Linked DNA regions of Homo sapiens: region 2 is linked to region 1. Evidence: chromatin contacts called from ENCODE Hi-C or POLR2A ChIA-PET data. All regions are on one chromosome and are shown on one strand. Each heading gives the region's core, a stretch centred on a gene start or an enhancer-like site at or near the end of the contact. The rest is flanking DNA. Distances are from core to core; before and after follow the strand shown.

Region 1 (3,797 bases), core at 901-3,400:
CTAATGAACAAAGTGGTATTTTATTAATGCATTTTTCTTAGACACATCAATTTTGGAACCCTCTGTCCTGCTGCTCATATCAGATGTGTTGCTCGCTAGGTCAGCTACTAAACCGCCATCCTGTGATATTTCCCCATCACCTTAGATAGTCTAGTTGCCTCTTTCTTTTTTCTATACCCTGTTTTCTTGATCTCACATATTCCTTTTACTTGGTTTACTCTTTAGGTTTACAGCTGGATACAGAACAATCTAATCAGCCAAAATAAAACTGATTCAAATTTGGACATGTTTAAAATGTTTAATAATAATACAAATTGGGTGTGTTAATTGCAACAATTAAAATCAGTTTTTAAGATGATTACTACACCCACCATGCTTTAATTTGGTTAATGTGAGGGACCCGCACACCACAGATTCTTGTTTCTTATGCTTTGATTGTGGGTTCTAAGTTAATGGCAGAAATTTTCTTTTCTATTTTATATCTCTATTTTGTGGTTAAACTTGTAATTTTCCTTATCTTCTGTCAGGGATATTAGCTACAACCACACATACAATACTGAGGTTACCAGAGTTCTTATCCTTGTCTCTTAATTCCTCTGTAGAAATATAAAAATAAACCTGCCATAGACAAACAGCCCAAGATTCTTGATAGTTACATAATTTTTATATTTTGTATATTTATATATTTTTATTATATATATTTATATAATATATTTTATATTTTATATATTTGTTTTCTTCATATCTTCATGTAGCTGCCAAATGCTGGCTCTTGTTTCTTTATAACATATAAAGAGAGCTACTCCTCAGTAGTATGTGGATGAGTACATTCAGAGATGGAAACATGGTAACACATTTCTGGAAATAGCTTGATTCACATTCAGATAAAGGAGTAAATGTACTAAATTGATGGCAATTATTTACTAATTTTCATTCTCTTCAAATAGAGTCCCTTAGCTCATATAGAAGACCAGAAGAACTGATCAAACCTCAGCAATTTATTTAATCATTCTGTGGGTCATCTCTTGTTATTTGGTTGTGTTTTCCCAGACATTCAGTAAATATAAATGAATAAGCAGTTACTTGACTGAATGGGACTCATCTTAAACACACTTTCAACCACTACTCTTATTTTCAAGACATCATTATTACACTTTCCGAGGTAGCTACTGACCTCAATTCTTAATCATTAAAGGCTTAATCCACACACATCCTATTGGAAAATTCAGTGTTTTTGTGTATCTCTTGCTTGCACAAAATGATACACAGGATAGCACTTTCTTATCTCATACCTACTAGAATGGAAACTATGGAGACAGGGATTTTGTTTTGCATGCTAATGTATATTAGGTGCTTTGAACAGTGTCTGATCCAAAGTAGGCTCCAATGAATGAATAGATAAATGAATATGGTATCTTATTTAATCCTGATAGTAGCTTTTTTGTAATGCTATTAAAAAGGTATTTTTGTTTTTTGTTTGTTTGAGACAGGGTCTCACTCTGTTGCCCAGCCTGGAATGCAGTGGCATGATCTCAGCTCACTGCAGCCTTGACCTAATAATGGGCCCAAGTGATCCTCTCATATCAGCCTTCTGAGTAGCTGGGACCACAGACATGTGCCACCACACCTAGCTAATTTTTGTATATTTGTAGAGACATGGTTTTACCATGTTGCCCAGGCTGGTCTGGAACTCCTGGGCTCAAGCAATCCACCCACCTCAGCCTCCCAAAGGTAACCAGACAATCCTCAACTGGGATTACAGGTGTGAACCACTATGCCCAGTCATCAAAAAGTTTAAGTAGTTTGTTCTTATTCTCATATGTACTAGTAACAATTAGCAGGTGGGATTAAAACTTAGATCTATATGACTCCAAGTTTATACTTTTAAAAATATTAAATTGGACTTAATTGAAAGTTTTTTTTCTGTTTAGAATAGTTCCTTACACATGGTAATCACAAAACATGGTAAAATGTTGAATGTGAGCAAAACAAACAAAAATAAACAAAAGAAGGATTCCTTATGTAAGTTTAAGACTCTTTTATTCATTAGTTTAAATCTGGATTCCATCTTTTACCCTGTCTTGGCATACAGCTTAATGCTTTTTTTTTTTTTAATTTTTGCTTAACACAATCTACTCCATTGTCTTCTTGTGAGACCTAGGAGAGTTGCCAAAGGGTGTGGTTGTCAGTGGTTAGATTTTTAGAAATCACTCATGCTGTTTACTTCAGCTTTCATTATAATTAAACAATGATCTGCTTTATACATTATCACTTGCCAAGCACTAGATAAAATATTATATCTGCATCTGATAAAATATAGAAGTAAAAAAAAAACTATCAATCAATTTCAGAAATGCTTGTTTTATCATCTCGATGTAGCATGAATAAGCTCAAAGGTACATGTAACTCATTCTTTCTGGTATTTAATGTGTTAAGCAGATCCTGTTATTTATTCCCCTAAAATAAATCACAATTAAAAATCCATTCTGCTGGGCTTGGTGGCTCACGCCTGTAATCTCAACACTTAGGAAGGCCAATGTGGGAGGAACACTTATGGACAGCAGTTTAAAAACCCATTCCTGGTTTAGTTAAGTGTTTTTTTTTTTTTAATTGAACACAGAGTTACCTTTATGATGGAATCACAGTGGTATCCTATAAAGAGCAATGGACTTGGCAAAGCTGATCTATATCTGAGTTACAGCTTGACCAATTGAGTGACTGTGAAACCTTTAGAAAGTCATGCCATTTCTGAGCTACAGTTGGTTCATATGTAAAATGTGGATCAAAATTTATGCATTAATTACCTGGATGCTGTTGTCAGCATTAGATGAGAGAAGGTATATGAAACAACTTATGTTTGTAAAACATAAGACAAATGTCTTTTATTAGTAATAGCATTTATATTCATGGCAACATTCTTGGTGATCTATTCCTAAGCCTTATAAATGGTAGAGTTTCACACTTTCACTATAACCAACATTAACCAATTCCACTTTCCCTTCTCATTTTTTATTTCCTACCTCCTTCTAAAAATAGATATGAGGCATGTTGCCCTAAAATAGGCCCATTATGATTAATAAAGCATAAATGAAAGGAAGTTTGAATAGTGAAAAGTGAATACTTACTAAATACTAGAATTAAGATGGGTAACACCATGACTGAGACTATAGAACATTAAGTTCTACAATCTGAAGTTTGGTAATGGTAATGGCCTGACATCAAGTAAATTTGAGTAAGAGATACAGATGTGGACAAAACACATATATTCTTATAAAATGCAATAAATAATTTTAAGGAGAAAAGCTGGATTCTATTATATTATTTTATAAATATCATAAAAGAATAACTAGATTCTATAAAACATAAAAAGTATTTTTGTTTTTGAGAGGGTGTTTTGTTCTTGTCACTCAGGTTGCAGAATAATGGCGTGATCTTGGCTCACCGCAACCTCCGCCTCCTGGGTTCAAGTAATTCTCCTGCCTCAGCCTCCCGAGTAGCTGGGATTATAGGCGCCTGCCACCATGCCCAGCTAATTTTTATATTTTTAGTAGAGACTGGGTTTCACCCTGTTGGCCAGGCTAATCTCGAACTCTTGACTTCAGGTGATCCGCCCGCCTTGGCCTCCCAAAATGCTGGGATGACAGGCATGAGCCACCACACCCAGCCAAAACTCTATTTTAATTTGTGAAGGGGGTCAGGAACATTTTGCTGTCTGAGGAAATGTTTGGGTGTATTTTAAACATTTATAATTTTCTAAAAACGAACCATCAGGACTTTAATTCATTAGTCCACTCATT
Region 2 (3,797 bases), core at 493-2,992, 270 kb after region 1:
GAATTTATGCAAGTAGATACCAGAAGTGGTCACCAGGCCACTAGTCTTGCAAACTGCCACATTCTGAAACTCATCCAAATACAAGCTAGGGCACCGTGTTCTATCCTCTTTTTATAGATGAGGAAACTGAATCCCCAAGTGATTACCGTGGTAAGTTTCCAAGGCCACTGCTGTAAGACCTTCAAATTCATGTGTTGAAACCCTACCCCCAGTATGTAAGAATATGACTATATGAAGATAGTGCCTTTAAAAAGGTGACTTCATGAAAATGAGACAGTTAAGGTGAGCCCTAATTCAATCTAACAGTTGTCTTTATAAGAAGAAGAAATTTGAACACAAAATGAGAAACCAGAGAAAGACCATGGGAGGACACAGCAAGAAGGTGGCCATCCCCAAGCAAAGGAGAGAAACCTCCAAAGCAACCAAACCTGCTGACACTTTGATCTTGAACTTCTAGCCTCTAGAACTGTGAGAAAATACATTTTGCTGTTTATGTCACTCGATGTGTAGTATTTTGTTATGGTAGCCTCAGCAAACTAATACAGTCAATAAATTTTAAGTAGATAAATTTTAAATTTAGTCTACAGAACACCAAAGCTTAATTATCTCCACAAACAGTAATTGCCTGCCTCTTCTTAACTAATATTGGCTTATTACTTGTGTTTATTTATGTAGAGGTAGGAGCCTACTGATAATAATAGTTAAGCAGCATTTATTGAGCACTTGCTATGTGTTACAGTGTGAAGAGTTTTGCCTGCAAACAGGCTGGATCAGATTATGAGAAATGGGTAAGCTGCTAAGAAAAGGAAGTCAACTGCCTTTCCAAGTCCTACTCACAATTCCAGATTCAGTTCTACTTCCATTCAGAAAAATTCACTGACTCTAACAGGGATACTCCACCTAAGATTTCCTATGGAGTCCTGTGTTTCTTCCTATGGTGATTCTTATTGAATTTTTTAATTGCTTATACCTGTTTCCATACTGGACACTAATTTTTTAGGTATCAAAAACTGTGTTTTCACTTCTTCATTCTCACCACCTTGCAGAGTACCTGGTACTTTATAAGCATTAAATATTTTTTGTTGTTGTTCTTGAATTGCTGCATTGTAGCTCTTTGTTACCATTTGTTACTAAAGAAAATTGGCAATAAAAGATGATTTCACTGACTTGAATTTTTTTTTAATTAAATGCATCCACCTAGAATGAGTAAAATCTTCCTCTTTTATTCAAAGGAGTAGGGCCCATTTCAATCAGTGCCAAATACTTTTGAGCAATATTGAGGAAATATTTTTAAGAACTACAAAATCTTATGAGTCAGACAGAGAAAAGTAATCTATTTTCATTATATTTTTGCCACATGCAAAGACTTTTGTTATAACACTTTAACTTTCATTTAAAAATCTATCATCACCACTGTAAGTTAGGAAGCAAGGAGTGGTAATGACAGAATTTTAATTTTTTTTCATGGGCTAACATAGCTTAATATATAGATAATCATGCTTGGATAAATACTTGATGAAAGAATGATTGAAGATAAATATCAAATATTTCCTTGCGTCTACTTTGGTACCATAATCCTCTCCAGTGATCTCTCTATTTCTTTACTTTTCTTCACAAAAGATCTTTTTAAGTAAGTTGCCACTTTCACTGTCTCCACTCAACCACTGCCAATTTGTTTTTTCCCCACCCCAGGTAGACTTCCAGTCTCACCCCTGCACGGATATCTCTCCCATGAGGTCATCAGTGACTCCATGTTGTCTAATCCAAGGAATATTTTTCTGCCCTCATCTCTCTTAACTTTCCAATGGCTTTTGACACAATTAACTACTCCACCTTTCTTGAAATATCTTTTATCGTAGTCCTATCTCTTCTGGTTGCCAGTAACAGGAACATGACTCAAACCAACTTATGTAAACACAAAAGGAATTTATTGGCTCTTTTATCCAGGAAGTTCAAGGAATGGTGCTAGTTTAAGGCATCATTGGCTCTAGAGGTTCAAACACATATTATCAGAAACTTATTTATTTTTCTCTACCTCTCAGCTTACATTTCTGCTGTTATCTCAGTTTTTAGGCAGGTAAACCTCACATGGTAACAAAGATGGCTATTGACAGTTCTAGACTTTTATCAATCATCCTTGTCTTTCCTGGTCTTAGTAAACTCAAACACACACACACACACACACACACACACACACACACCACATGCCTCTTTCCTGTGAGTATCAGTGGGAGTAGTGAGAAGGCTTTAATTGAGCAAGTCTCATACCATGCCCAACTGAGAGCAGAGACTTGGGGAGGGTCTTGTGTGTTGGGAGAGAATCAGCTCCACTTAAACTGTATGGATTAAGATTTAAGAAAATACACTCATCTTACACAAAAAGAAAACACACATAGGTACTATAGCTTCTGTAACACTCCTCTCTCTTCTATTGTCCTTGTCTGCTCTTTTTCAGCCTCCTTTGCTGTCTTCAACTCTAAGTGTTGGAGTAACTGAGCTTTGTGCTGGGTCATCTTTTGTTTTCTGCTCACTCTCTCTTCCTCACTGTTGTCTAAAACGCTTCTAAATCCACAGTTTACATCTACTTGTGAAGCTGCTGACTTCCCATGTTTATAGCTACAGAAGCAACTTCCCCCGAGTGCCTTCTAACTGCTTATTTGAAATAAGCAGTCAGATTTCCACATGAATATCTATATGCATTTCAAATTTATAATAGTGTTCTTGTTTTCCGCCCAAACCTATTATTTTCCTGAGTCTTTAATATCTCTTTAAATGGTGCCAGCATCCATCAGTTGCTTAATCCAAAAATGCAGAAAACAACCTTGTATTCTATTTTTCTCTCAATTCCCATATCTAATTCACCAGCAAATTACACGATTTATGACACCAAAATATATCTCAAATCCATCTTTTCATCCGTTCACCAACACTGCCATCACCCTGTCTAAGCCACCCTAGTCTATCACTCAGATAACAGCAATAGCCTATTAAATTAAATTGCCTTCTTGCTTTTACTCTTCCCCTTCACTATTCCAGTTTTGTACTGAGCAATTGAAGTGATCTTTCTGTCATCTCTTACTTCATCTTTTTAAAGTTTTATTCACTATATTACAGCCATGCTGGTCTCTTTTCTGTTTCTTCAATAGGCCAAGCCATTTTTTTTTCCTCAAAATCTTTGCATTTGCTCTTTCCACAGCAAAGAATGCTCTTCTCCCAGTCTCTGTACTTTTCAGTTCTTATCTTAAATAGTCTGTCTTTAGAAGGGCCTTTCTTTACCACCTGTCTTGGTCATCTTGGACTGCCATAACAAAATACCATAAACTAGGTGGCTTATCATCAACAGGAATTTATTTCTCACAGTTGTAGGGGCGGGAAAGTTTAATACCAAGATGCCACCAGATTTGGTGTCTGCTCTGGTAAGTACCCACTTCTTGATTCGCAGGCAGCAGTCTTCTTGCTATGTCTGCACATGGAAGAAAGAGTGAAGGAGCTCTCTAAAGTCTCTTTTATCAGGGCACTAATCCTATTTATGAAGGCTCTGCCCTTATGACCAAATCACCTCACTAAGGCCTCACCTCCAAATACCATCACATTGGGGATTGGGTTTCAGCATATTAATTTGAGGGGCGCATAAACATTCAGTCTACAGGACCACTCTATGTAAGTTTATTTTCTCCTTAACTTACTTAATTCATCACCCACTGGAAAGAATGCAAGCTCCCTGAGCATAGAGACTTTTAACTGTTTTGTGTATCACTAAATTGTCAAAACCTACAACAGTGCTTAGGCATTAAAAA

Evidence for each region. Hi-C counts contacts between places; a loop is a spot of excess contacts on that map. ChIA-PET counts read pairs that join two places held with the same protein, here RNA polymerase II (POLR2A).
Region 2: a loop to region 1 is called in a map of PC-3, with 2.1 times the contacts of the local background. The contact joins two enhancer-like sites. A Hi-C loop is called at or near these places in 1 of 168 maps with a recorded cell type or tissue (PC-3). POLR2A ChIA-PET finds 5 or more read pairs at or near these places in 1 of 52 experiments (MCF 10A).

The regions. Positions count from the first base shown.
Region 1 is chr12:88,656,046-88,659,842 of GRCh38, forward strand. No RefSeq gene overlaps it. Among named protein-coding and RNA genes, the nearest start is that of KITLG, 77 kb to the left of the region's middle. Within about 2 kb of position 2,151, at least 2 of the 41 ENCODE cell types and tissues checked have a DNase peak (open chromatin) inside an H3K27ac peak, as active enhancers do; they include PC-3, where a contact is called at or near this core.
Region 2 is chr12:88,924,314-88,928,110 of GRCh38, forward strand. No RefSeq gene overlaps it. Among named protein-coding and RNA genes, the nearest start is that of LINC02458, 93 kb to the right of the region's middle. Within about 2 kb of position 1,743, at least 6 of the 41 ENCODE cell types and tissues checked have a DNase peak (open chromatin) inside an H3K27ac peak, as active enhancers do; they include PC-3, where a contact is called at or near this core.